5 separate regions of the Homo sapiens genome follow, and regions 2, 3, 4 and 5 are each linked to region 1. The links are chromatin loops, found by intact Hi-C in ENCODE. Cell type or tissue: IMR-90. All regions are shown on one strand.

What was found. Peaks named below come from ENCODE experiments on the same cell type or tissue, not always from the same donor. Only the 100,000 strongest peaks of a DNase experiment are listed, where the experiment ranks them.
Region 2: a loop joins it to region 1, with 4 times the contacts of the local background. A loop is called at or near these places in 27 of 110 quality-filtered maps.
Region 3: a loop joins it to region 1, with 4 times the contacts of the local background. A loop is called at or near these places in 49 of 110 quality-filtered maps.
Region 4: it touches region 1 in a loop (9-fold over the local background); 38 of 110 quality-filtered maps call a loop at or near these places.
Region 5: a loop joins it to region 1, with 3 times the contacts of the local background. A loop is called at or near these places in 50 of 110 quality-filtered maps.

The regions. Positions count from the first base shown.
Region 1 is chr10:103,242,711-103,247,710 of GRCh38, forward strand. It overlaps RPEL1 (ribulose-5-phosphate-3-epimerase like 1), which reads left to right and starts at 3,177. Exons shown (of 1, transcript NM_001143909.1): 1 at 3,177-5,000. The coding sequence starts at 3,287. The coding sequence ends at 3,973. RefSeq lists an enhancer at 2,046-2,095. In IMR-90, a CTCF peak has its summit at 2,155 (motif pointing left); a DNase peak (open chromatin) is centred at 2,131.
Region 2 is chr10:102,727,523-102,732,522 of GRCh38, forward strand. SFXN2 (sideroflexin 2) reads left to right here. Exons shown (of 12, transcript NM_178858.6): 4 at 909-1,007; 5 at 1,797-1,872; 6 at 2,201-2,286; 7 at 4,201-4,261; 8 at 4,630-4,696. Among named protein-coding and RNA genes, the nearest start is that of WBP1L, 14 kb to the right of the region's middle. RefSeq lists enhancers at 1,251-2,025, 2,026-2,798. In IMR-90, a CTCF peak has its summit at 1,910 (motif pointing right); a DNase peak (open chromatin) is centred at 1,939.
Region 3 is chr10:103,084,570-103,089,569 of GRCh38, forward strand. CNNM2 (cyclin and CBS domain divalent metal cation transport mediator 2) reads left to right here. Exons shown (of 8, transcript NM_017649.5): 8 at 1-5,000. It overlaps NT5C2 (5'-nucleotidase, cytosolic II), which reads right to left. Exons shown (of 19, transcript NM_001351169.2): 19 at 3,469-5,000. Among named protein-coding and RNA genes, the nearest start is that of NT5C2, 110 kb to the right of the region's middle. In IMR-90, no CTCF peak of the experiment used is centred here; a DNase peak (open chromatin) is centred at 1,962; H3K27ac peaks cover 1,813 bases.
Region 4 is chr10:103,066,687-103,071,686 of GRCh38, forward strand. CNNM2 (cyclin and CBS domain divalent metal cation transport mediator 2) reads left to right here. Exons shown (of 8, transcript NM_017649.5): 5 at 1,943-2,036. Among named protein-coding and RNA genes, the nearest start is that of NT5C2, 120 kb to the right of the region's middle. In IMR-90, CTCF peaks have their summits at 1,452 and 3,114 (motif pointing left); a DNase peak (open chromatin) is centred at 3,095.
Region 5 is chr10:102,832,531-102,837,530 of GRCh38, forward strand. It overlaps CYP17A1 (cytochrome P450 family 17 subfamily A member 1), which reads right to left and starts at 4,883. Exons shown (of 8, transcript NM_000102.4): 1 at 4,535-4,883; 2 at 2,724-2,862; 3 at 2,255-2,484; 4 at 1,506-1,592; 5 at 463-678; 6 at 1-150. The coding sequence starts at 4,831. CYP17A1-AS1 (CYP17A1 antisense RNA 1) reads left to right here and starts at 146. Exons shown (of 2, transcript XR_428804.2): 1 at 146-341; 2 at 1,647-1,974. RefSeq lists a promoter at 4,843-5,000. In IMR-90, a CTCF peak has its summit at 2,590 (motif pointing right); a DNase peak (open chromatin) is centred at 2,601; H3K27me3 peaks cover 1,278 bases.

The sequences.
Region 1 (5,000 bases):
CCAAGAACATTCAGCCAGTAAAACAGCTGAGACCCTATCAGCTCCAGGTCAGTAAACTCCAAAGCCCATGGTCTTTCCATTCTATCACACTTACAACACTGGTTAACCAAGGACCAGTGAAGTGCAGATCACAGCCTCTACCAGGGTTGCTGGGGAAGGGGGTTGGGGTGGGGCCTGGGGAGAGGGAGGGGAGTAAAGATAGACCCAGTGATGAAATTATTTTTATTTATTTATTTATTTATTTATTTATTTTGAGACAGAGTCTCGCTCTGTCACCCAGGGTAGAGTGCAGTGGCACGATCTCAGCTCACTGCAACCTCCACCTCCCGGGTTCAAGTGATTCTCCTGCCTCAGCCTCCCAAGCAGCTGGGACTACAGGCACACGCCACCACACCCAACTAATTTTTGTATTTTTAGTAGAGACGGGGTTTCACTATATTGGCCAGGCTGGTCTTGAACTCCTGACCTCGTGATCCACCCGCCTCCACCTCCCAAAGTGCTAGGATTACAGGCATGAGCCACCACGCCCGGCCTGAAATTATTTATTGAATGAGAATAATAATGGTGACTGCTTCAATTGATGATTGTGAGAATTAAAGAAATAATAAGTTCATAAGTGCTTTTAAAGGCAGCTAGTGATATATAACAGTAACTATTGTTATTAATAAATGCTATATAACCATTTATGTAGTTGTCATTTTTTAAACTGTGTTAACATACACATAACATAAAATTTGCCATCTTGCCAGGCGCGGTGGCTCTCGCCTGTAATCCCAGCACTTTGGGAGGATGAGGCAGGCAGATCACCGGAGGTTGGGAGTTCGAGACCAGCCTGAGCAACACGGAGAAATCCCGTCTCTACTAAAAATACAAAATTAGCCAGGCATGGTGGCGCATGCCTGTAATCCCAGCTACTCAGGAGGATGAGGCAGGAGAATTACTTGAACCCAGGAGGTGGAGGTTGCAGTGAGCCGAGATCATGCCATTGCACTCTAGCCCGGACAATAAGAGTGAAACTCTGTATCCAAAAAAAAAAAAATTGCCATCTTAGGCTGGGTGCAGTGGCTCATGCCTGTAATCCCAGCACTTTGGGAGGCTAAGGCAGGCAGATTGCTTGAGCTCAGGAGTTTGAGACCAGCCTGGGCAACATAGCAAAATCCCATCTCTCCAGAAAAATAGCTGGGTGTGGTGGCATGCCTGTGATCCCAGCTACTTTGGGGGGCTGAGGTGGGAGGATCGCTTGAGCCCAGGATTTTGAGGCTGCAGTAAGCCAAGATTCCACCACTGCACTCCAGCCTGGGGGACAGAGTGAGACCCTGCCTAAAAACCGACCGGGCGCAGTGGCTCACGCCTGTAATCCCAGCACTTTGGGAGGCCGAGGCGGGTGGATCATCTGAGCTCAGAAGTTGGAGACCAGCCTGGCCAACATGGTGAAACCCCCTCTCTACTAAAAAATACAAAACTTAGCCAGGCATGCTGGCAGGTGCCTTAATCCCAGCTACTTGGGAGGCAGAGGCAGGAGAATCGTTTGAATCCGGGAGGCAGAGGTTGCAGTAAACCAACATAAAGCCATTGCACTCAAAACTGGGGGACAAGAGTGAGACTTCTCTCAAAAAAAAAAAATTGCCATTTTGACCACTTTTAAATATACAGTTCAGCGATATTAAATGTATTCATATTGTTGTGCAACCATCACCACCATCCATCTCCAGAATTTTTTCATCTTATCAAACTGAAACTGCCATTGGTTCTTAATAGTTATTAATATAAGCTTTTATTATTATGCTAAATATTTGTATGCTCCTGTCTCCTTAACAAAAGGCAGTAAGTTGTAGTAGAGGGCACGAGGTAGAGATTTTGGCCCTTGGTTCAAATTCAGATTCCCGCACAGTCTAAATGAACTTGAATAATTCACTTAAATCCTCAACATCGGTTCCTCTAGGTAGATAATACCAACACATAGAGACCACACAGGGTTGTAGTTAGTATTCTATCAGATCACCGGGGTTAAAGTACTTTGAAAACTCCATGCAAAGTGCTCCACAAATATTAGATTGGTGGACACTTTCATGCTCCTAGATCAGCTCTTGGAACAAACTAGGAACTGAATGAACCCTGATGCTCCAAGTTGTTGGGCCATACTGCCTCCTGGTGGTAGTCATGAAACGTGCAGAGTCTTTGCTGCTTGGGGTGCTCCTGGGGTTGGTTGGGTAAGATCAGGAGCTGGCCGAGAATGTGAGGAAAACCCAAAGTACCCGGCCAGGGAGGGTATTTTTCCTTCCCCGCTGAAGACACTCCCCAGGCCAGTCCCTTGACGATGGAAGAGTCAGTCTCCTCTCTGTGCTCTCAACTTTCTCTTACTGCTTTTGCTTATGCTGTTCCACCTTCCAACTGGTGCCTCTTCCAAACCCTAAATCTTCAGACCTTCTCATATCCAACTCTTCCAGAAGGGATCCCTGAACCATGCCTCCCAGGGTATCCCGCACCATTTTTGTTTGTTTGTTTGAGACGGAGTCTTGCTCTGTCACCCAGGCTGAGTGCAATGGCATTATCTCCGCTCACTGCAGCCTCCACCTCGCGGCTTCAAGTGATTCTCTTGTCTCACCCTCCCGAGTAGCAAAGGTTACAGGCACGTGCCACCACGCCCAGCTAATTTTTGTATTCTTAGTAGAGACAGGGTTTCACCATGTTGGCCAGGCTGATCTCGAACTCCTGACCTCAGCTGATCCACCTGCCTTGGCCTCCCAAAGTGCTGGGATTACAGGCGTGAGCCACCACACCTGGCCATCCCTCACCATTTTTTTAAACCTACAGAATTCACAGCCTGTACTTGACTGCTATTATATAGTTCTCTCCAAACTATGTTTCGGGGTTTCTTTTTTGTTTGTTTTCTGTCTCTTGTTTGAGACAGGGCCTCACTCTGTCGCCCAGGCTGGAGTGCAGTGGCGCAATCATGGCTCACTGAAGTCTCAGCCTCCCCGGCTCAAGCAATTCTCCTGCCTCAGCCTCCCGAGTACCTGGGACCACAGGCATGTGCCATCACACAGGCAAATTTTTTACTTTGTAAAAACGGGTTCCTATTATGTTGCCTAGGCTGGTCTCAAACACCTGGGCTCAAGTGATCCTTCTGCATTGGTTTCCTGAAGTGCTGGGATTACAGGCATGAGCCACTGTGCCTGGCCAAACTGTGGTTCTTTGGTAGAATTTCCTGGTTTTAAAAAAAAAAAAAGTGGGCTCTAGTCTTGCCGGGGACTCGTGGGGTAACTTGTTCTTGGGAGCCAGCGGTATGGCGTCGGGCTGCAAGATTGGCCCGTCCATCCTCAACAGCGACCTGGCCAATTTAGGGGCCAAGTGCCTCCAGATGCTAGACTCTGGGGCCGATTATCTGCATCTGGATGTAATGGATGGGCATTTTGTTCCCAACATCACCTTTGGTCACCCTGTGGTAGAAAGCCTTCGAAAGCAGCTAGGCCAGGACCCTTTCTTTGACATGCACATGATGGTGTCCAAGCCAGAACAGTGGGTAAAGCCAATGGCTGTAGCAGAAGCCAATCAGTACACCTTTCATCTCGAGGCTACTGAGAACCCAGGGACTTTGATTAAAGACATTCGGGAGAATGGGATGAAGGTTGGCCTTGCCATCAAACCAGGAACCTCAGTTGAGTATTTGGCACCATGGGCTAATCAAATAGATATGGCCTTGGTTATGACAGTGGAACCGGGGTTTGGAGAGCAGAAATTCATGGAAGATATGATGCCAAAGGTTCACTGGTTGAGGACCCAGTTCCCATCTTTGGATATAGAGGGCGATGGTGGAGTAGGTTCTGACACTGTCCATAAGTGTGCAGAGGCAGGAGCTAACATGACTGTATCTGGCAGTGCTATTATGAGGAGTGAAGACCCCAGATCTGTGATCAACCTATTAAGAAATATTTGCTCAGAAGCTGCTCAGAAACGTTCTCTTGATCGATGAAACCATAAGGAGCCCAATGTTTCTGTTCATGAAATCTCCCTTTTACTGGAAAACAGGAATATTGACTACCAAATCATCATGAAATTGAAGCTGTACTGCTTTTTTGAGCAGTTATTCATTCCAGTGATTAAAACTGATTGTGCAGAATATTCTAAGAGGTCAGAAATTGGTGTGTATAACTACATTTTTAGTGATGCAATTTAATGATTAGTGAGTAAGATACTGTTTTTATTGAGAGACTTGATTTTTATAAAGAGTAAAAATACGGCTGCATTAAGGTTACAAACAGAAAAGTGTCTTAATGCCTAAGGAGGGCATATTAGCTACACTACAAAAACAAATTTTGTCTGTACTTCTGAAAAGAATTTTGTTGTTTCTCAGCTGTTTTCCAAAAGCAAAGGAAGTCTTTATGGCTTTTTTCTATTTCATGTTATTTGTGATTTGTTTATAAGTTTGGGTGGGATGGCATACCATATTCTTGGTTCTTAAAATCTATCACTTTTCACCTTACACTTAATGTGTAAAAACTATAAAAACAATGCGTGAAACCCAGGGGTTCTAAAATACAAGCATAGATTTTATCAGGGTGTTTTTGTCAAAGCAGGTTATTCAGTGATTCCTCCCCACCATTCTTAAGGACGTTAAATAATGCTGTTGTGTTAGCTCTGAGTAGAAAGGAAAAAGTAAAAACCTCTGTATGGAAGTAATATTGGGTTGAATTCTGACTGCCCTTTTCTAGCTGGACCTTTAACAAATCACCCAGTCTTTTTTGTGTTTCTCTGAAGTCATTTATACATTAAATGTAATTATAACAACTGTGGGGTTGTGTTGAGAATTAAGAGGTAACACTATATATGTAAAGTTTCTAGTACTAGTCCCAGAATTTAGAATATGCTCAATACAAAGTAGATAGCATTATATAAGTTTATATTTTTGTGAGTTATAAAGTACTTTGATATATTCTCATTAAATCTGTAAATCACCTCTATAAGTAAGTGGTAATAATAAAGCAGATATTTTTGTCCCC
Region 2 (5,000 bases), 520 kb before region 1:
TATGTAACACCCAAACAAAACAATAGGAAGTCCCTTTCTTGGCTTGGTTGGGGAGAGAATAGACTGCCTCTGTAGCTGCTGGACATGTGACTCTTCTTCCTACCTCTTCCTTCCTCCCCTGCGTCCCCCACCCCACGCATTGATTGGTTCAGCTATTGAGCTGGGCTTTGGGCCGGGTGTTGGGAATGTGAAGGCTTCAGTAACCTCCCGTCAAGGAGCTCCCAGTTTTGTTGAGGAGACCAAGAAGTAAACAGTTACAGTACAGCTTGGTAAGTGGTAGGTTGGAGGAAGAACATGGGGTTGTGGGAGCAGGAGCATGGAGTGACTTACTCTGTCTCAGGAGGGGCAGGGAAAGGGTCGGGAAGGTTCCATGGAGGAAGTGATCCCTCTCAACAGGGCAGGGTTGGCCATGTATGGAAGGAGGAGGGGGAGATATTTGAGGCAGAGGGGCCAGCCTGCGCAGAAGCCCAGGTGCATAAAACAGTATGGGAACAAGCTGGGCACGGTGGCTCATGTCTGTAATCCCAGCACTTTGGGAAGCCAAGGCGGGTGGATTACTTGAGGTCAAGAGTTCAAGACCAGCCTGACCAATATGGTGAAACCCCGTCTCTACTAAAAATACAAAAATTAGCCAGGCGTGGTGGTGTGTGCCTGTAGTCCCAGCCACTTGGGAGGCTGAGACAGGAGAATTGCTTGAACCTGGGAGGCGGAGGTTGCAGTGAGCTGAGATCGTACCACTGCACTCCAGCCTGGGTGACAGAGTGAGACTCCGTCTCAAAAAAATAAAAATAAAAAACTAGTATGGGAACAGTGTGGGGACCTGCAGATCATGTGCTTTGACTGGCATACCCTCAGGACTCCCTGCCATCTGACTTCTCTCTGCCTCTCCTGGCCTTCCTCACTGGTAGGACGATGCCGGCGGTGATCTTCTGGCAGTGGGTGAACCAGTCCTTCAATGCCTTAGTCAACTACACCAACAGGAATGCGGCTTCCCCCACATCAGTCAGGTAGGAGACCTGAACCCCAGGCTGTCCTCGTGTCTCCCCACGAACAGCTTTTCTAAAGGGTTCTGGGCTGTCAGTCCTTCCTGGGTAGCACCTGCACTGAGCAGGTGACCAAGTCACCCTTTCCCAGGGTTTGGAAATATTTTCTCAAGCTGAGTAGGGGTGGATCTTCTTCCTAGACCAATTCCAAATGTGTTTATTCATTCATTCTCTAAATATTTCTTCTTGAGTGTGTCTTATGTGCTGGGGATGTGCATGGTTCTAGATGCTGGGATACATTGTTAAGACATGTGGTTGGGCCAGGCACGGTGGTTCTCACCTGTAATCCTAGCGCTTTGGGAGGCTGAGGCAGGCAGATTGCCTAAGATCAGTCTCAAAACAAACAAAAAAAACCACCCAGAAAACCAGGGTTGCAAGGCAGAGAACAGCAGAGCGGTGTCTGTGTAGTTAGGCCACTTAGAGCAGTCCCATCTGTGAAGACGACATTTCAACTGTCCTGAAGGATGAGGGATGAATGACCCAAGAGCCCAGGGAACACCTCCCCGCATAGGGAGCAGCCGTGTGCAGAGGCTCCGAGGCAGGGAGGAACTTGGCATGTTCACAGTACTGAAAGAAGACCAAGGGGGCTGGAGCACTGTGAGTGAGGGGGAGAGGGTCACAAGATAAGGCTGGGGACAGATCCTGTGCGGTTTTCACGCACGAAGCCTCGCCAGCCGACTTTCTCCCTGAAGCCCGTGGTTTGGCCCTCAGCCGGCAGGGGCCCCACTCCCAAGCATCTCTCTCCTCCCCCAGGCAGATGGCCCTTTCCTACTTCACAGCCACAACCACTGCTGTGGCCACGGCTGTGGGCATGAACATGTTGACAAAGGTATGGTCTGGGGCCGCTGCAGCATGGTGGCCACGCGGGGGCAGCAGAGTCCTAGGGAAAACGTCCTTCCCCCAGGGACAGTTCCCCAGGCTGGGTGAGTTGGGAATGGCCAGAGCCCGGCTGGCCAAGTGATGAGAAATACACCAGGGCCGTCCCCAGGTTGGTTCTTCTTGGGCCTTTGAGGGAGTTTGGGGTTCCCAGACTGGGTGTCTGGATGTGTGGCGGTAGCAAGGCCTAGTTTTCTTTTTTGTATTCTAGTCGTTCAGCCCCCTCCCCTCCCATCTTCCAGCGCTTCTGAACAACTCCTACTGTTCTCTTCCCCCAACAGAAAGCGCCGCCCTTGGTGGGCCGCTGGGTGCCCTTTGCCGCTGTGGCTGCGGCTAACTGTGTCAATATCCCCATGATGCGACAGCAGTGAGTAAAGGCCCCTTTTTCTCCCTACAAACCACAAGATTAGCAGAAAAGGGGCAAGAAACCAAAGCAGTGGGTGGCTTCTGGGGACTGCGGTGGGCATGGGGAGGGCTGCTGGGCTGAGCCTCTGAAGGGCCCTGGGATTGGCAGCTCCCATGGTGATGGCCCCGGGAGTGGTGGGTGACTTTGGGTTAGGCCGTGTGTTGAGTCCCGTGGGAGTCCTCTCCTGGGTGATGTGGGATGGGAAAGACAGGGTGGACCTGTGGAGTTTTACACTGGATCATGTCCTTTTGGACCTGTGTTAAAATTGTGAACTCCTCCTACTTCCCAAGCCCTGGGGATGGCATACAGAATGAAATGTAGCAGGCTGAGGTGTCTAAAGATAGCATAGAACCCAGAAGCTTTGAAAGAAGCCAGAGGAGTAGACAGAAGTTTTCCAGGCACCCAACTCTAAGCTTTTCAGGAGAAAAGGTAAAGGAGAAACTCATTGTGTCTCACAGTTCTTATTTCTTGACTAGAGAAATCTCTGTTATGAGGTTTTAATGATGTAATATATGTAAAGCACTCAAAATAGCACCTGGAACATAAGAGATGCTACATAAGTGTTCACTGTTATTTCTACCATTGTCATCATCATCAATATCTACAAGCCACATTTTCTTGGGACTACCAACAAATGGAAAATGTTCACACTAGTCTTTGTAGAGGAAGCACTACCAGAATAGTTGTGCACACATGCTGCTCCATTCATCTTTCCTTCCCCATCCAGTGGCCCTTTCCTAACAGGAGAATGAGTCCCTGCCACCTACCGGGGCTTGAGTTGAGTGCTGTCAAGAACTGGCCTGAGAAGAACAGCTGGGGTGGGCTGGGTGCGGTGGCTCACGCCTGTAATCCCAGCACTTTGGGATGCTGAGGCAGGAGGATCACCTGAGGCCAGGAGTTTGAGACCAGCCTGGCCAACATGGCAAAACCCCATCTCTACTAAAAATACAAAAATTAGGGCCAGGCGTGGTAGCTCACGCCTGTAATCCCAGCACTTTGGGAGGCTGAGGTGGGCGGATCACGAGGTCAGGAGATCGAGACCATCCTGGCTAACACGGTGAAACCCCGTCTCTACTAAAAAATACAAAAAATTAGCCAGGTATGGTGGCGGGTGCCTGTAGTCCCGGCAACTTGGGAGGCTGAGGCAGGAGAATGTTGTGAACCCGGGAGGCGGAGCTTGTAGTGAGCCAAGATCGCACCACTGCACTCCAGCCTGGGTGACAGAGTGAGACTCCATCACAAAAAAAAAACCAAAAAACAAAAACAAAAATTAGCCGGGCATGGTGGCGCATGCCTGTAATTCTAGCTACTGGGGAGGTTGAGGCAGGAGAATCGCTTGAACCCAGGAGATGGAGGTTGCAGTGAGCCAAGATCATGCCACTACACTCCAGCCTGGGTGACAGAGTGCGATTGTCTCAAAAAAAAAAAAAAAAAAAAAAGGAATAGCTAGAGTAGCTACTGTTTGTGGAGTGATCACACTGTGTGTCAGGTGCTGGACCAAGTATTTCATAGCCATTATCTCATTTAATCCTTACCAGGTCCTGTAAAGTGGGTGCCAGGATGATCCCCATTTTGCAGATAAGCAAAACTGAGGCTTTGGGAGGGTTAAAGACTGTGCTCAAGGTCACACACATCCCCTGCAGTTTCAGGACTCAACCCAGACAGTCCGGGCCCAGGGCCACCGCTCTCAGCCACTGCCCTAGATCACTCCTAAGATACTGCTTATTGGAGTGCAGAAGGAAGGTCAAAGGCCCAGGCTACAGGAGGTGGCTTCCTGGAGCTTAAGTGGCCTGGCCTTGGTCCCCTGGCATGTCATGTGGCTGGCAGGCTTCCATCACCCCTTTCCCAAGTCCATTAACTCCTGTCTGTGTTTAGGGAGCTCATAAAGGGAATCTGCGTGAAGGACAGGAATGAAAATGAGATTGGTCATTCCCGGGTGAGCAGAGGCCTCCCTTTGGGGTGGGAGGAGGGAATTCCCTCTCATACCCTGTCCCCTCCTTAGTGGTCAGAGTAGGCACCAATATAGGATTGAGAAGCCTTTTCTGGCTCCATCCTCACTCCCTATCAAATTTTCCCCATGTTTCTCTGTTCAGAACAGGCCCCTTCTCTCTTTTCTCCATCATTTCTGGTCCATAAAAACCTGGCTAGGTGGGAGGGGATAAAGTGAGGTCACTCAGCAACTGGAGGGTCCTTCCCTTCCCCTTTACCATCTCAGACTTGGCCATGATGCTGACCCAGCCCCCTGGTGCAGCACATGTACACTGGATACATCATTTCTGACAACTTACTATTTTCTGCCCTCAGAGAGCTGCGGCCATAGGCATCACCCAAGTAGTTATTTCTCGGATCACCATGTCAGCTCCTGGGATGAGTAAGATGGGGAAGCCCTTCCATCCTGGGGAAGCCTGTGACACAGGGTGGAGGTCTCAGCCACACTCAGCTTTTGGGTGGGAGGTGGGGCCCACCTTCTACAGCCATGCTTCTCAAACTGCTTTGCTTGATTGCTGTAAGCCTAGAAGAACCACACTAGTTCCTAGAACATCAGTTCATCCAAGGTTTGGGGTAGAAAGTTATTTTCATTTTATTAATACTTGTCAAGCCCTTGTGTTTAATGTTAGACACAGTGTGGGGTGCTAGGGAGAGTGATAGAGAAAATAAATTCCCTGCTTTGGTTT
Region 3 (5,000 bases), 160 kb before region 1:
ATGAGCCCTTAGCTCAAATCAGGAAATGCTCCAAGGAAAATGGAGGCAATTTTTCCTGCTGTCAAGATGAGATTTGCCTAAAACTCCCCCCTGCATCCTCAGAGTGCGCACACATCCGCTCATTTCTAAGCTTTATCGTGATGCACCCGGGGTTTCTATTTCACAAAAATTGTGCTCCCTAGAGCCGTTTTTCAACTCGGCACTTCTGAGGAAACAAATATTGATCAGAGGGTCTTGTAGAGAAAGTGGTTAAAAACTGACCTTTTTATAGCCTGGAGTTGATTTCTGGAAACTTATTTTATACTTTTTGAAGGTAATTTAAAAGAGATGATTCTTTATTAAAGCCAAAAAGTTGAATTCTATTAGGTGGATAATAAACTCTTTTGCTTTCTTTGTATGGTGGTTTTGTCATTTTCCCTCCAAGGGCCTCATATCTGTGCTCTTATTTTCAAGCAGTCCCAGGACAAAGGGATGGTTCTAGGGCCCTTTTCTCTGACTTTCTGCTGGCATGCCATCTCCCCTAGTGGATTACTGAGGACTGAGGATGCACGTTTCTAAGGGAGAATTAGTTGCCCGACTTCTGAAGTGCTTTTCCTGTCAGGGTATTAGTGACTGTGCAGTGTTCAAACAGGAGGCCAACACATGATAGGAAATTTTAGATGGGGCCAGTTTTCCTACTGCAGTTCTACTAAGTCATTGACTTGAGGTCAGTGGGTCCAAAAAGTGACTTGTTTAAAGATACCCACACACTCAAGTCAAAGATAACTCTGGTGAGAACACTCTCTCAAAGACTGGACACTGAGTAAACATTTTTCAGTGTGGGGAAGGTTTGCTTGGCAAATCTTCTTTCCAAGTATCTCAAGAACTTGTGAGACGTGGAAGGACTATTGCTGCCTTTCGTGGGAAAAATGTGTGCTCAGCTGCTTGGGCTCCAGTTTGTGTGGGAAGGTTTATCTCAGGCCTTGTCTACTCCCCTCGCCAGACATGGCTTTGGGAAGAGCTCCATGGGAGACCAGAACATCTGGGGACATAGTTGTACCTAGTTATTTTGTGTGAAGAAACAAAGGGACGAGATTCAAAATTCATCATTGTGTTTTAAATTTAAATTGGAAAACATAGATTCCTCATCCTTAAACAGAGTCAGCAAGTTTGAGATGAAATGTTTGTGTTCAATGGGGAGTACTTTTTTGTGTTAAAGCTCTACAGAGAAACTTCTGTATATATTTTATTTTTGAGATCACATACCTTTGTTGGAATGAATCAGACTGTTGTGGCCTTGGGATGAAGACATTGTGTGTGAGGACAGGGAAAAATGGTTGAGAAATCCAGGTTAAAGAATAGAAAAGCTTTTTACTCATTCTATAAATGAACATGCTGCCTGTTTAAAGGACTTGCTTTCTGCTGTTTCTAGATACCTAGCAGCGCGAGAACTGTGTGACGTGCTGCGTTCTTGTTACGGGAGGTGCGTGACGGGGCAGCGGGGGTTTCTGGAAGTCACCTGTTTCTGCTTTCTGGTTGCCTGTGCCTGTGGTCATCCCTGCTCCTTAGCAGTAGTGCATGTTTTTCTTCTATCTGCAGGGTTGCTCTGGTAGCTCCATGGTAGAGATTTCACTCTCAGGGCCTCCCAAAAGTTGTGTATCATTTGAAATTGTTCTATTTGAGGAAAAACTTTTAAGAAAAGCTGGATTCCCTGATCACCACTAAAGATCATCATGAGAAACATAAGTATTTGAGCCCTAAACTACTAAGCCCAGTGAGGAATTGGAGCGTTAACTGTATGGCAATAGCTAGATCATAGTTACCATTTTTCCCACCATCAAAGACAGATTAAATAGTTTCCATAACATGGAATGTGGGTAAGGTTCCTACCCTAATACAGACTTAAATATGTAGTTGTCTCAGGCTATTCGTGGTGAATAAGCAGAGTATTTATTTTAAAATGACCAGGCAGCCTTGGAAAAATTGCTGGGCTTTAAAGTTGTTGACAAAGTATTTCTTAAATAAATACATCTGATTTAGAAATACCTAAACATGGACAAAATACTTCTAAATCTGACATGCAACTGCATGTGGCTTTTTAAAGTGGTTTCTTAACAATGCTAATGTGACTTAAGGATTTGTAGTTCTATTAAAAACGACTTCTAAAAGTATCTTAGGGTAGCTTGAAGGGTTTGCGTTATTATTTTAGGTCTCAGCAGAGGTATGCTTATGGCAAGAGAAAAATCTTAGGTCTAAATAGAACCCTAAACTTTCTTGGCTGTGACCAACTTTTCTGAAGTACACCATCAGAGTTTTCACTGACTATCTATCTTTGCAGAGATGAATGAATGTACTGGGCAATTCCTCTGCCCAAGGAAACCCAGCAGGGCCTGGGTCTGCTGTACCACTGACCAACTGCTGGGGAGGCTAGGGGACCTGTCAGTACATGCTGTAAGGTTGGGAGTTCAGTCTAGCAACCAAGAAGGGGTTGCCTGGTGTTCTACAATGCCTATAGTGTTTTCAAAATGCCTGGGAAAAAATTCTCAAAAGAAGTGGCAGAATGGTCTTCTCACGGTATAAAACTCCGCAGGATTTTTTTTTTTTTTTTTTTTTTTTTTTTTTTTAAGGAAAAAAGTATACCTTTTAAGTTCAGCTTCCTTAACTACTGGCAACAGAGAGAAAACTCATAATTTGTTTTAAAAAGCCCAGTTACAGCTGCCCTGCCTACCCATGGACCATTGACTTCCCAGCACACTCTTAAGAATAATATACAGAGAGGCACCATTTTGCTCTGGGTCTTATGGAATCCTAGAGCTCTTGAATACGTTTTGGTGGTCCTACGGAGAGCTGTAACTAGCAGTGGAGTTGTTGCTTATTCCAGCTGTGTGCTTTTCACTTTCCGATCTTTGGACCCAGAGAATCATTTGCCATGGAATCATCTGGCTAGTAAGACACTCTTATATGGATGCAATACAAAAAGTGGTAAATTAAAGCAAAGCAATCATGTGGTCCTTACTCTAAAAGAGACAATATGTAAATGTACTATTATAATAAGGTAGCTCTGCAGATGTAATAAGCTACTCATAAATTATTTGGGTTTAAGAAAACTTAAGACTATGTTAAACTGGACAACATCTCCATCTTGAGTGAGAGTAATTAGTAACTAGGATGACCACACATTCTCCTAACACGGGCAACAGTCTAGTCTAATTGTTATTGCATTTCTGACCTGATTCTTTTAAAGGGGCATATATTCCCAATATATACCATTTAGAATGTATGTATGTTTCTTGGATGACTTAATCTGAAGCCATATAAGTCCAAAGTAGTGAGACAGACAGTATATCCTTGACTAAGTTATCAGGCTGTGTTCTCTGCTTATAAAATAATTTTTTAAAAAGCCTCACTTCACAGTCCTGTTCCAAAAATCTTTCTGTGAAAAAATTGAGGCCTATGTAACACCATGAATATAATCATGTTAGAACATAATCAGTTCTTGAATATTTATTTCCTTTAAGAGAATATCAAACTGATGTCACCAAATCTAAACCCACTTGAAGACCAATAGCTATTACAGTTGTACTACAGAATAGGTCAAAGTCACCGTTAGAAATATTACACTTTATTGAATTCTGGAGCAGCTAATCTACCCTCCCCTATTGACCAATGACAAGAATGGAAGAAAATATACAATGGTTAAAGAAAGAGTCTATAACCACTGTTTGTTTAAAATGTTGAAACAACTTTCACTGTACTGGTGAAACAGTTTTAATACCCTAACATACACAGTAATGATTCATTCTTGTTTAAAACAAGAGGTGATTTCGACTTGGGATTGGGATTTTTATTTTTTGAGATGGAGTTTTGTTCTTGTTGCCCAGGCTGGAGTGCAATGGCACAATCCTGGCTCACTGCAACCTCCGCCTCCTGGGTTCAAGCAATTCTCCTGCCTCAGCCTCCTGAGTAGATGATGGGATTACAGGCATGCACCACCACGCCCAGGTAATTTTGTATTTTTAGTAGAGATGGGGTTTCTCCATGTTGGTAAGGCTGGTCTCGAACTCCCGACCTCAGGTGATCCGCCTGTCTCGGCCTCCCAAAGTGCTGGGATTACAGGCGTGAGCCGCCGTGCCTGGCCTTGACTTGAGATTCTGAAGTGAATTTATTCACACTGATTGTGCCCTCTACTTTAGTAAGGTTCTGGCTTACAGAGCCCTCTTCCCATCCTCTGATGTTCAATTTTAATATACAGCAATCAACTCTTAGAGGACAAAGAAATCTGGAATTGGGTAGCATGAGCCACAGCTATATAGCCCACACTAATGCATGTTCTGTAGTATAAGAAGGCAGTTCTTCCCTTTCTTTTCTGGGGGCTTGTTCCTTTGTCCACTTGCAGCTAAATTCTTTCTATAGATTTATCACAGATAAGAAGGAGGTTGTTTTTGGATAACAAATAAGCATTTGTGCTATTAAACAAACAAAAGGTAATAAGGATACTGTCTTTTCCCTCAAAATAGAATCCTGCCCTAAAGCAACGCAAGTAGAGCATACTTCTGTGCAAAGCCAGTGATAGAGAAGCAGCCTTGCCAGAGTCACTGAGGATGAATTAAAGGCTTATAAAAGAAAACTTGACCTTAACAGAGACTACATTTGATCATGGAAATAATACATTTCTCCACTGATATACAATACCATGTAATGCACTGGAAAAGTTGGACCTTGGAGTAATAGCACAATTTGTAACATTACAGATCACCTCTTCCCACTCTTTGTTCCACTCTGAGACTCTTTCCTTTTCCTCGTGTATCCAGATACACTGACATACGGATGATTTTAAAAGTGTCACAAGCCACAGTGGAGCCATATACATGCAGTTCAGCCTGATTTTACCCTTATTTTCTTCTAATACAGACTCCATTACAATTTTGGACCATCTGCAGAGAGTACAGATACACAAAACCAAAACAAGTATCTATGATAATAAAATCTTCAGAAACTTTTCAGACGTACCTTTCATGGAG
Region 4 (5,000 bases), 180 kb before region 1:
AGAAGTAAGATTTTTCTGGGAGCTTCTGTTCCCAATGTCTTTTTCCTCATGCTGAGCTCTTGTGTGCCATGTGGGCTGTTGCTTCTCATGTGCTCGCCTGTCCCTGCTGCATGGTCAGCCCGTGGGGGATGACGGCTGTCATCTCCGACTCCACAGTGTCATCTCTAGGGCCCTGCCTGTGTGGGGAAGGTTTGTAGCACCTGCCCATTTGCAGGTGGATTTTATATCATGGGTGGAGTTGTAAGTTTATACGGCAAGATAATTGGCTAGGGACTGGTGAACTGTCATTTCTGTTGAGCAGGAAAACCTGAGAGGCAGTAGTTCTTCTCCTGAAGCTATGGCCCAAGAAAGACCTTTTGTAATTGGAAACTTAATATAAAATGATAGTTTGCATCAGGTGGCATAGCATCTTTTTTTTTTTTTTTTCTTTGAGACAGGGTCTCATTCTGTGGCCTGGGCTGGAGTGCAGTGGCGTGATCATGGCTCACTGCCTCACAGGTTCAAGTAATCCTCCCAAGTAGCTGAGACTACAGGTGCACGCCACCATGCCTGGCTAATTTTTGTAGAGATGGGGTCTTGCTGTGTTGCCCAGGCTGATCTTGAACTCCTGGGCTCAAGCAATTTGCCTGCCTCGGTCTCCCAAAGTGCTGAGGTTACAGGTATGAGCCACTGCTCCCAGCCTCCTAGCATCCTGATGAAGAGCTTGTTCTTTACTAAATCTTGCTGATCCCCCCTCCCCTGATTTGTAGGAGGGCAATGATTTGTCTGCTGCATCGAGTTGTGCACATTAAATGAATTCATAAAACACTGATGTGTTAGCACAATTCCTTTTCAATACATGGCATCTTAATTTTTGTTCACCCATTGTAAAGGATGCCTCACACAGTTGTAGTAATGGGAACAAGAGCATTTCTGACCCTTGGCCTGAGAAACTAGAAGTGAAACTGACTTAGAGCATTTCAGTAGCCCAGAAAACACAATGAGCACCTACCATGCAGGGATTATAGTGGACCCTGGGGTTCCAGGGATGAATAAGACACTCTATCCCAAAAGAACTCATCAAGGTAAAGAAGAAGTTGTCGACAAGTTAGCGAAAGTGAAGAAAAGGGAAAATCTTAGGGGGAGGAGAGGGGAACTTTATTTTAATGGAAGGAGACTTTCTTCAAACTGCTTTTCCAAGACAGGAGAAAAATCCCATGGAATTTAAGTGCCTCCAGGAGTGTAGACAGCAAGTTACCAGCCTGCGAGGGGTCTGCTCAGTGGTCAGGACACCGTGCTCGTGAGACAGAGTGGGTTCTACCCAGGTTATTCCTCTCTGTTCCATGGCCACAAACCATGTCGGCCCTTGACCCTGATTCAGCCCCGGCCCTGGCTCCTTGGACAGCCTAGGCAGCCATCGCCCAGCATCATCTTGGTGCTGGTCCCACTGATGGAGCAAGAGCACCACCTTTCCATTGCTGGAGGCCTCCTGAAGAATCCAAGAACTACAGATATTGGGAAGATACTAAGTGGACTCACAGAAAGTAAACATCACAGGCCAGGCACAGTGATTCACGCCTGTAATCCCTTTGGGAGCACTTTGGGAGGCCAAGACAGTGAGACAGGATTATTTGAGCTCAAGAGTTCAAAACCAGCCTAGGTAACATAAGGAGATCTATCTCTACAAAGAAAACTGTATTTTAAGTTTTTAATTTAAGAATTATTTTAAAAATAAACATCACATTTACACTGTCACCTCTGTATAATCAGCCAAATCCAGTTTTCATATTTAAAGCGAATGAGCCCCCTCCTCTCAGTGGGAAAGATGAGCTGAAGCTTTACTCCCTCGATAGTGTTGGGAAAAGAAATCAGACAAAAATCTAAGGAAGGACCAAATATTGTACAGAGTGTGCCAGTAGGCTTTTGCAACTGGACTGAAAATACCTGCCTTTTCTCTCCACAGGGGAAAGTGGAAGTTGAAGCTGGGAAAGAAGGTATGAAGTTTGAAGCGAGCGCCTTCTCATACTATGGCGTGATGGCCCTGACAGCCTCTCCAGGTATGTTTGGTTCCCAGCCGCATAGGGCAGGACCACGTGTTAGGAAGTAAGGCCCCTCTCCTTTCATCTTGCTTTCTGTATCTGCCAGCTGACCCCATTCACTTCCTTTTTGAACTTTTTTTTTGAAGTATATCATATATGCAGAAAATCTGCACAAATCCTAAGTATATACCTCCATGAATTCTCACAAACTGAACACGTGTAAAGTGGCACCCAGACCAAGAGACAGGACGTTACCAGCCCCACAGAACTCCCATCACGCTCCCTTTTAGTCACTGGTCCCCCAGAGTAACTGCTTTCTTGACTTCTCAGCCTAATTCTGCCTGCTTTTGAACTTTGCATAAATGGAGACACTGTGTGTGTTACACAGAGGCTGGCTCCTTTCTCTGTGTCGTGCTTGTCACATCACCTCTGTTGCTGTGTGTGATCACACTATTTCCTCTTGCCATGTCTAGTATGCCACTGTGTGAATACACAGCAGTGCACGTGTCCTTTCATTGCTGATAGACATTGGGGTAGTCCCGTCTGGGGCTACTGTCAATATGTGGCTTTGAACATTCTTATACATGTCTTTGGGTGAACGTGTGTGTCCATTTCTGCTGGGTGCGCACCTGGGACTGGCGCTACGTGTCAGAGGGTGTGCCTCTGGATTCAGCTCTGATGTACCTGCTTACTCCCAACCTGTGCTGTGTGAATTCCGGTTGCTCTGCATCCAGCACTTGGTATTGTTGAGTCTGTTAAATGTTAGCAGTTTGGGAGGTCTTAATTTGCATGTTTCTGAGGACGAATGAGGTTGTTGCTATATACTGACTGCCTGTGGCCGGCTCTTGTCTGGAGAGCTGGCCAGGCGAGTCAGCCAGTTAAGGGTGGGTGGCCATGGGGGATTGACAGTTCTCTGAACACAAGATTCCAAGATGCCAGCCAGCCAGATGTGCTCTCAGACATGAACACAGATAGATACCTGGTGGCTTGCTGGCCTCTGGGGATGGCGCTGCTTGGCAGAGCGCACACGCTTGCTATTAATACCTGAGGCAGCCCGAACAGGTCGGGCAGGTCGACAGAGATGCTGGGGTGCCACCTTGTGGCAAAAACACCAAATGATGTGCGGTTTTAGGAAACTTCATTTACAAACCTCAAACCTAAAAATAACCCATTTTAAAAGAATTCCTGAAAGCCAGGCTTCCAAGGGGAGGAGATGCCTCCAGACAAGACTGTTTCTGTGACATTGGTCTTCATCGACTGCTCCACCCAGTAGTCTGAGGAACCCAAAGATGTTTCAGTTAGAAAGTCACTGAGACGTCAAGAATTCTGTCGTATTTCTAAACTTCCTCTGCCCCAAATGCCCCTTCTCACTATCCTTGTGCAGGTGTTTGAGTCCTGGAGGCACAGTGTCCCCACTGTCAACTGCTGACCAACACCCAACACCCACTGTGAACATGGGCCTGTCTGACCCTACTTAATGAGTAGGTTTCTGTTGTAAACTTGAAGGTGACCTTCGTTTTCACTGCTTAGTGAGAGAGACAGGGTAGCTCTTACCTAGGCATGAGAAGACCTGGGTTATAGCTTCAGTTCCATCACAGGCAGGTCGTGTGGTGTTGAGCGAGGCCCTTGGTCTCATCCTTGTTAAGAGGATATAATGATGCCAGCTCATGTGATTATTAGAAGACTAGGATGCAGTGATCCTCACACAAGTGCTTCGTCCCCTTGAAAGCATGAGGGGAAATGTGAGTATAGTAGAAAGGTGCCTGACTGTGATGAGTTTTGGCAGCTGACCTCAAATTAGCCCCAGGTGAGCAGAACCAGATTTATAAGATGGCTTTGAAAATAAACTAGGAGTGGGTTGTACATTTCTACCAATTACTGGTTCCTGAAACATAAATACCAGCGCAGTTCCTGTTGAACTGTAATGGAAGGACAAGTCTCATTTAGAAGAGGATGTGGTGAGCAGCCCTCTGAGTCTGGAACTGCTAAAAAGGAAGGGGAAATCACTTGAGGTCAGGAGTTCAAGACCAGCCTGGCCAACATGGTGAAACCCCATCTCTACTAAAAATACAAAAATTAGCCAGGCATGGTGGCACATGCCTGTAGTCCTAGCTACTTGGGAGGCTGAGGCAGGAGAATCGCTTGAACCTGGGAGGTGGAGGTTGCAGTGAGCGCAGAGCACGCCACTGTACTCCAGCCCAGGTGACAGAGCGAGAATCCATCTGAAACTAAAAAAGCGGGGGGGGAATTTCATTAATGGCATCTTACCTATTCCAAAGCCTAGTATTTTACTTAACTTTACAACTAAGATTTGGGATTTTGTATATTCATTGAGAGGCACAGTTAGTACAGATATCACAAGGTAAAGTTTCTGTTTATTGATGTTCGCTGTCTGGGGAAAACCGACAATAATCAGTTCTTAAGACCTACCTGCCCCAGAGGTGTGATTCCTGCTCAACATTTCATGTTCTGAGACTTTTCAATCTGATGGGGCAGTGAGTAAGTGGTGATGAGGATGACTCTGGTCTGCATTCCCAGGAAATCTGTGTATGCGTTCTTTACTTACTTTCCTCTATGTTGAGATTTGAAAGCGTTCCTAACAATTCAAAGCTTCAGGTCAAAATTAAAATGAGCTAAAGTTGCACAGATGGGGAGCTGTAGGCTGTGCAGTGAGTGAGTATTGGGGTGCAGGCGCCAGCGGTTTGAGTCAGGCTCTTAGGGCAGTTGACTAATCGAGCTCCCCTTTTGCGCAGCTACTGGTGATTTAAGCCCTTAAGAGTAGCAGGTTTCGAGCTATCAACCCCAATTGGTTATTAGTGGCTTAAGAGATTTCTTGGTTAGTAACAAACTCGTGGGTAGGATTTCTCCTGATCTTGGCCTCCCTGTATTCCTCTTCCTGGAAAGCAGTGTGTGTTGTTTTGTTTCTATAATACCATACCGACTTGCATTTCTGCAACTGAATGCTCATATTGTATTGATAGA
Region 5 (5,000 bases), 410 kb before region 1:
GTGGGGGATGAGCATAGGGGCCACGGGCCTGAGGCGAAGCACCTCTCGGATGGTGGCCTCCAGCAGGAGGAGACGGTTACGGTCACTGATAGTTGGTGTGCGGCTGAAACCCACATTCTGGTCAATCTCCTCGTAGAGCTTCTTCTTCACCTGAAGACCAGAGTAGGTTGGAGGTGACTAGTGTGTGTAAGCCCAGGAGAAGCAAGGGCTTAGAGAAGAATCCAACTGTGACATCGAGAAGAGCCTGTCCAGTCCCTTCCCAGTAGTGGCTCTGGGGCCCAGGCCCGGCTTCCAGAAGATGGGGCAGCTCTACTCTGGGGTCAAAGCCAACTACTGCTTGGGTAAGGAGCAGGGCAGGCCTAGTCTTCCTGCACAGAAAGCCTGAGAGAATTGGCTCTCCCTTTCTCTGGAGCCCAGAGATTGGGCTGGCTGGGGTCTAGGATCAATGAGGGGGAAGCACACCTGAGGATTGTGCAGCAGGAAGGCCAGGGTCCATTTAACCACAGAGGTGGTGGTCTCCACGCCAGCCCCAAAGATGTCCCCTATGGTGGTGAGAATGTGGTTATCTGAAAGCAGCTCTGAGTCTTGATCTGGGCCAGCATTGCCATTATCTGAGTTCATCTTGGCTTGCATCAGTGTGTCCAGCATGTTGGTGATAGAGTCACTCCGGAATTTCTCCTGGGTTGGGTGAGGTTGGGAGACATTAATAAGGAAGGAGCCCCATCTGTGACACTCCTGCCATACTTCTGTCCCTGACTAGAGATAACAAGGCTCCTTCCACTTGGAAGTAGAGCAAGTCTGGGCAGGACCTACGAACTTGTGGAGGTAGGAGGCAGCCCCGGGCCCTCTTTAAATTTGGTGGAGAGGTTAGGTCTCTTCTAGGATCCTCTTCAGTTCCTCACTTTTCGATCCCAACTCCTTGAGTCAGTTTTTTTTTTTTTTTTGAGACAGAATCTTGGTGCAATGCCCAGGCTGGAGTGCAATGGCATGATCTCAGCTCACTGCAACCTCTGCTTCTCGGGTTCAAGTGAGTCTCCTGCCTCAGCCTCCCAAATAGCTGGGATTATAGGCATGCGCCACCGTGCCCGGCTAATTTTGTATTTTTAGTAGAGACAGAGTTTCTCCATGTTGGTCAGGCTGGTCTCGAACTCCCAACCTCAGGTGATCTGCCCACCTTGGCCTCCCAAAATGTTGGGATTACAGGTGTGAGCCATCTTGCCTGGCCTAGTTTTTGTATTTTTAGTACAGACGGGGTTTCACCATATTGGCCAGGCTCATCTCGAACTCCTGACCTCAATTGATCTGCCCACCTCGGCCTCCCAAAGTGTTGGGATTACAGGCGTGAGCCACCGCGCCCAGCCCTTAAGTCAGTTTTTATTGTACACCTACTATGTGCCAGGTTCTCTGCTTGGTTTTGAAGCTTCTACAGTGTGTAGAATGGACTCCACCCTGCTCTTGTGATTACTTTTAGCCTAACTCATATTCTCTTCTGCTCTATCACCTACCTTGTAATTTTCAAGTATTTTATTCAGCAGATCATTTCGTATTTTAACATGGCTCTTTAATTTTTCCAGGGTTTTGTTGGGGAAAATCTGGGAAATAAAAAGAAATGTTAAATCCACCCTTCTTCCATTTTGCTTCTCCAGCTGCCAGAGTCTCTCCTGGAGGCGGATCTTAGCTTTCTGTCTCTGGAAGTTCCTACTCCACCCCTGACCTTCAGCCAGAATGGAAGGCAAGATGGGGACACAGAACGGGTTTATCATGACGACGAAGACAATTCTAAACAAGGGAGGAGGGCGTGGTCTCCACCTCTCCTTCCCCATTCAATCAAACATCAAGCGCTGACTCTGCTATGTGTCCAGCCCTTAGGAGTGAGAGAGACATGAGCCTGAAGGCTCAGACAAGCTCCTTAACCCCGCTAAGCCTGCTTCTCACCTGCACAATGGGGATAATAAAACCTACTTCCAAGGGGAATTCAGCGATGAATGCGTATAGAATGCTTAGTACTGGCACATGGTAATTGGAAAAGAAATGAAGGTCATTATCTGGAGTACTAAGGTGCATAATTAAAAGGCTAAATCTATCTCTGCAGAGAAATGGCAAAGGTTTTAAGTGGCAGAGGAGGTAGAGGTGGCGGAGGTAATCAGGAAAAAGATGGGTCATTGCGGCTGGAGCAGGGAAGTAAAAAGGAAGGAAGATTGGGGACAATGTCAGGGTCTACTAGAACCTGAAGGCAGGGCTGGCAGCATCTCACCTTCAACCAGGGGACTAGGTCCACCAGGCTGTCTTTGCTCAGGTTGTCTATGATGCCTTCATTGTAATTCTGTATGACATTCAACTCAGGGTCCCCATTCTTGTAGGAGGTATTGAAGCAGATCAAGGAGATGACATTGGTTACCGCCACGAAGACAGGAAAGGAGATGTCTATGGACTGTCCGTTGTGGGTGGCCAGCATATCACACAATGTACTGATTTCCTGACAAACTGAAGGGAGAGGGGGCATGAGGGTGGGAAATGAATCAGCACCCTTACCCCCTCTCTGTACCAGTTGCCTCTTAACAGGAGCGGGGGACAGATAGCAGATGGCCACTAGATGGCAGCAGTAGCCAAGAAAAGGCTGCATTGCGCTCTAGTCCTAACCCTTACCCCTGCCCAACCCTCCTCTCCCTCCAGCAGCTCCTGTGGGATCCAGCCCCAGCCCCAGGGGCCAGCCTGGCACTCACTGATCTTCTCCAGCTTCTGATCGCCATCCTTGAACAGGGCAAAGGTGGCCATCGCCAGCCTTCGATGCAGCTGCCAGTGTGCGCCAGAGTCAGCGAAGGCGATACCCTTACGGTTGTTGGACGCGATGTCTAGAGTTGCCTTTAGAGAGCAGGCAAGGCTGTAGGAATCTCACACCATCCACCCCACTCTTGCCCTTACACCTCTGGTCCCTGCTTTCCTTCCTGGAGGAGAAGGCAGGTACCTGGCATGCTGACTCCCATGTGGGCACAGCCCCACTGCACTCCACCATGACTGCAAGGACTTGGTAGGACAGACCCTAAGGCCTCCTACTCCCAATTCCTTCAGAAATACAGTAGATCAAGGAGAAAGAAAGAACCCTTAATTAGAATGCAGCAGCATTGGGGTTCTTTTCGCTGACAGGGTGCCCTCTGGGCTTCTTTTTGCTCATCAGTTTCTGACCACAGGAAGGCAACTCTGGATGGGATAAACTCTCTAAACTATGCCTGTCCAGAGGGTAGGGAGCAGGTGAGCTTGTAGAGGCTGAGGACTGCACAGATCTCTGCTTTTCCCTGAGCCCTTAGCTGAGCTAAAGGCACAGCTCACCTCACTCAGGTTTACCCTTCCATTGCAAGCCTGCATACCCAGCCACAAGCCCACATTTGGAGAGTGCAGATGTTTTGTCTACCCAGTCTGGACTTGGGCCGAGCCGCCTCCTCCTAGAGGTGCCCCCCAAAGCAAAAGGGTCCAAAGCCTCCCTTTTCCATTTCCTGACCCTGAAGATCCACATGACTAGCCTTCTCCATCTTCTCTGCCCCCGGGAGGAAGCCAGCAGAGGTGGGAGCTAGGTAGTTGGTCAGCAGACCTGGCTGATTGGTCCAAGAAAAAATAAACCAACCCTTGGCTTGATCAAAGCTGAGAGGCTGGCAGGGCACAGTGGCTTACGCCTATAATCCTAGCACTTTGGGAGGCTAAGGTGGGAGGATCACGAGGTCAGGAGATCGAGACCATCCTGGCTAACATGGTGAAACACCATCTCTACTAAAAATACAAAAAATTAGCGGGCATGGTGGCATGCTCCTGTAGTCCCAGGTACTCAGGAGGCTGAGGCAGGAGAATCACTTGAACCCGGGAGGCAGAGGTTGCAGTGAGCTGAGATTGGCCACTGCACTCCAGGCTGGGCGACAGAGAGAGACTCTGTCTCAAAAAAAAAAAAAAAAAAAAAAAATGCTGAGAGGCTGGGGGCCCTGCTGAGTGGGAGGCTCATCAGCAACCCTGAAATGTCATTGTAGAAAACTGCCCCTGTGAGCCTGAGTAGCTGGAAATAGCACCAGGAAAGCAGCAATCCCAGCCTGCAATAGCTAGGCTAATTCTCCCCAGCAGCTTTCATGGAGGACAGTAGTCACTGCCCCCATTTTCCATGAAAAGTAACATGAATCCTGGCTGTATAAGGGGCACTTACTGTGCTGGGTGCTAGGCTAAGTGCTGTACATGCACCTTCTCAGTCCATTAGAGAAGTCTAGGCTCAGAGAGAGGAGTGGAGTGAGGATTCCTTGACCCCTCAGACCACTGTGGTCCTCCCATCCCACCTCCTGGGCAGCCTGGTAGAGGAGACATTCCTTTAATTCTTCCTGCCTAATTTAGAGGCTGGGTGGGGGTCTGAAGGTTCACTCCCTTCACATCATCCCACTAGTCTACTTTGGGAAGAATTACAGGTTGTTGGAGCTGGAAGCCCCATTCTAGGCATGGTCTGAAGACCTGAACAATCCCAGGGGGTGGTGAAGGGGGCAGGGAGGAGATGGGCACCACTTACCATTTGAGGCCGCCCAGAGAAGTCCTTGCCCTTCTTAATAAGCACCTCCTTGGCCAGCTGGTGGTGGCCGACAATCACTGTAGTCTTGGTGCCCATACGAACCGAATAGATGGGGCCATATTTTTTCTGCAGCTTGAAGAAGTTGTTATGCATATGGCCGTGTCTGGGGAGGAATGGCAGGCTGCCCACCAGGGGCAGGGACAGGAGGCTCTTGGGGTACTTGGCACCAGGGCACCTTCTCTTGGGCCAAAACAAATAAGCTAGGGTAAGCAGCAAGAGAGCCACGAGCTCCCACATGGTGGCTGGGTGCCGGCAGGCAAGATAGACAGCAGTGGAGTAGAAGAGCTGTGGCAACTCTAGGGCACAAGGAGGCCTTTTAAAGGGCTACCCTGATCTTCACCTTGACTTTGTGTTATCTCTTGCCTTGTGGAAAGATTCTCCTGGAGCCCAGCCAGGCCTGAGCTCA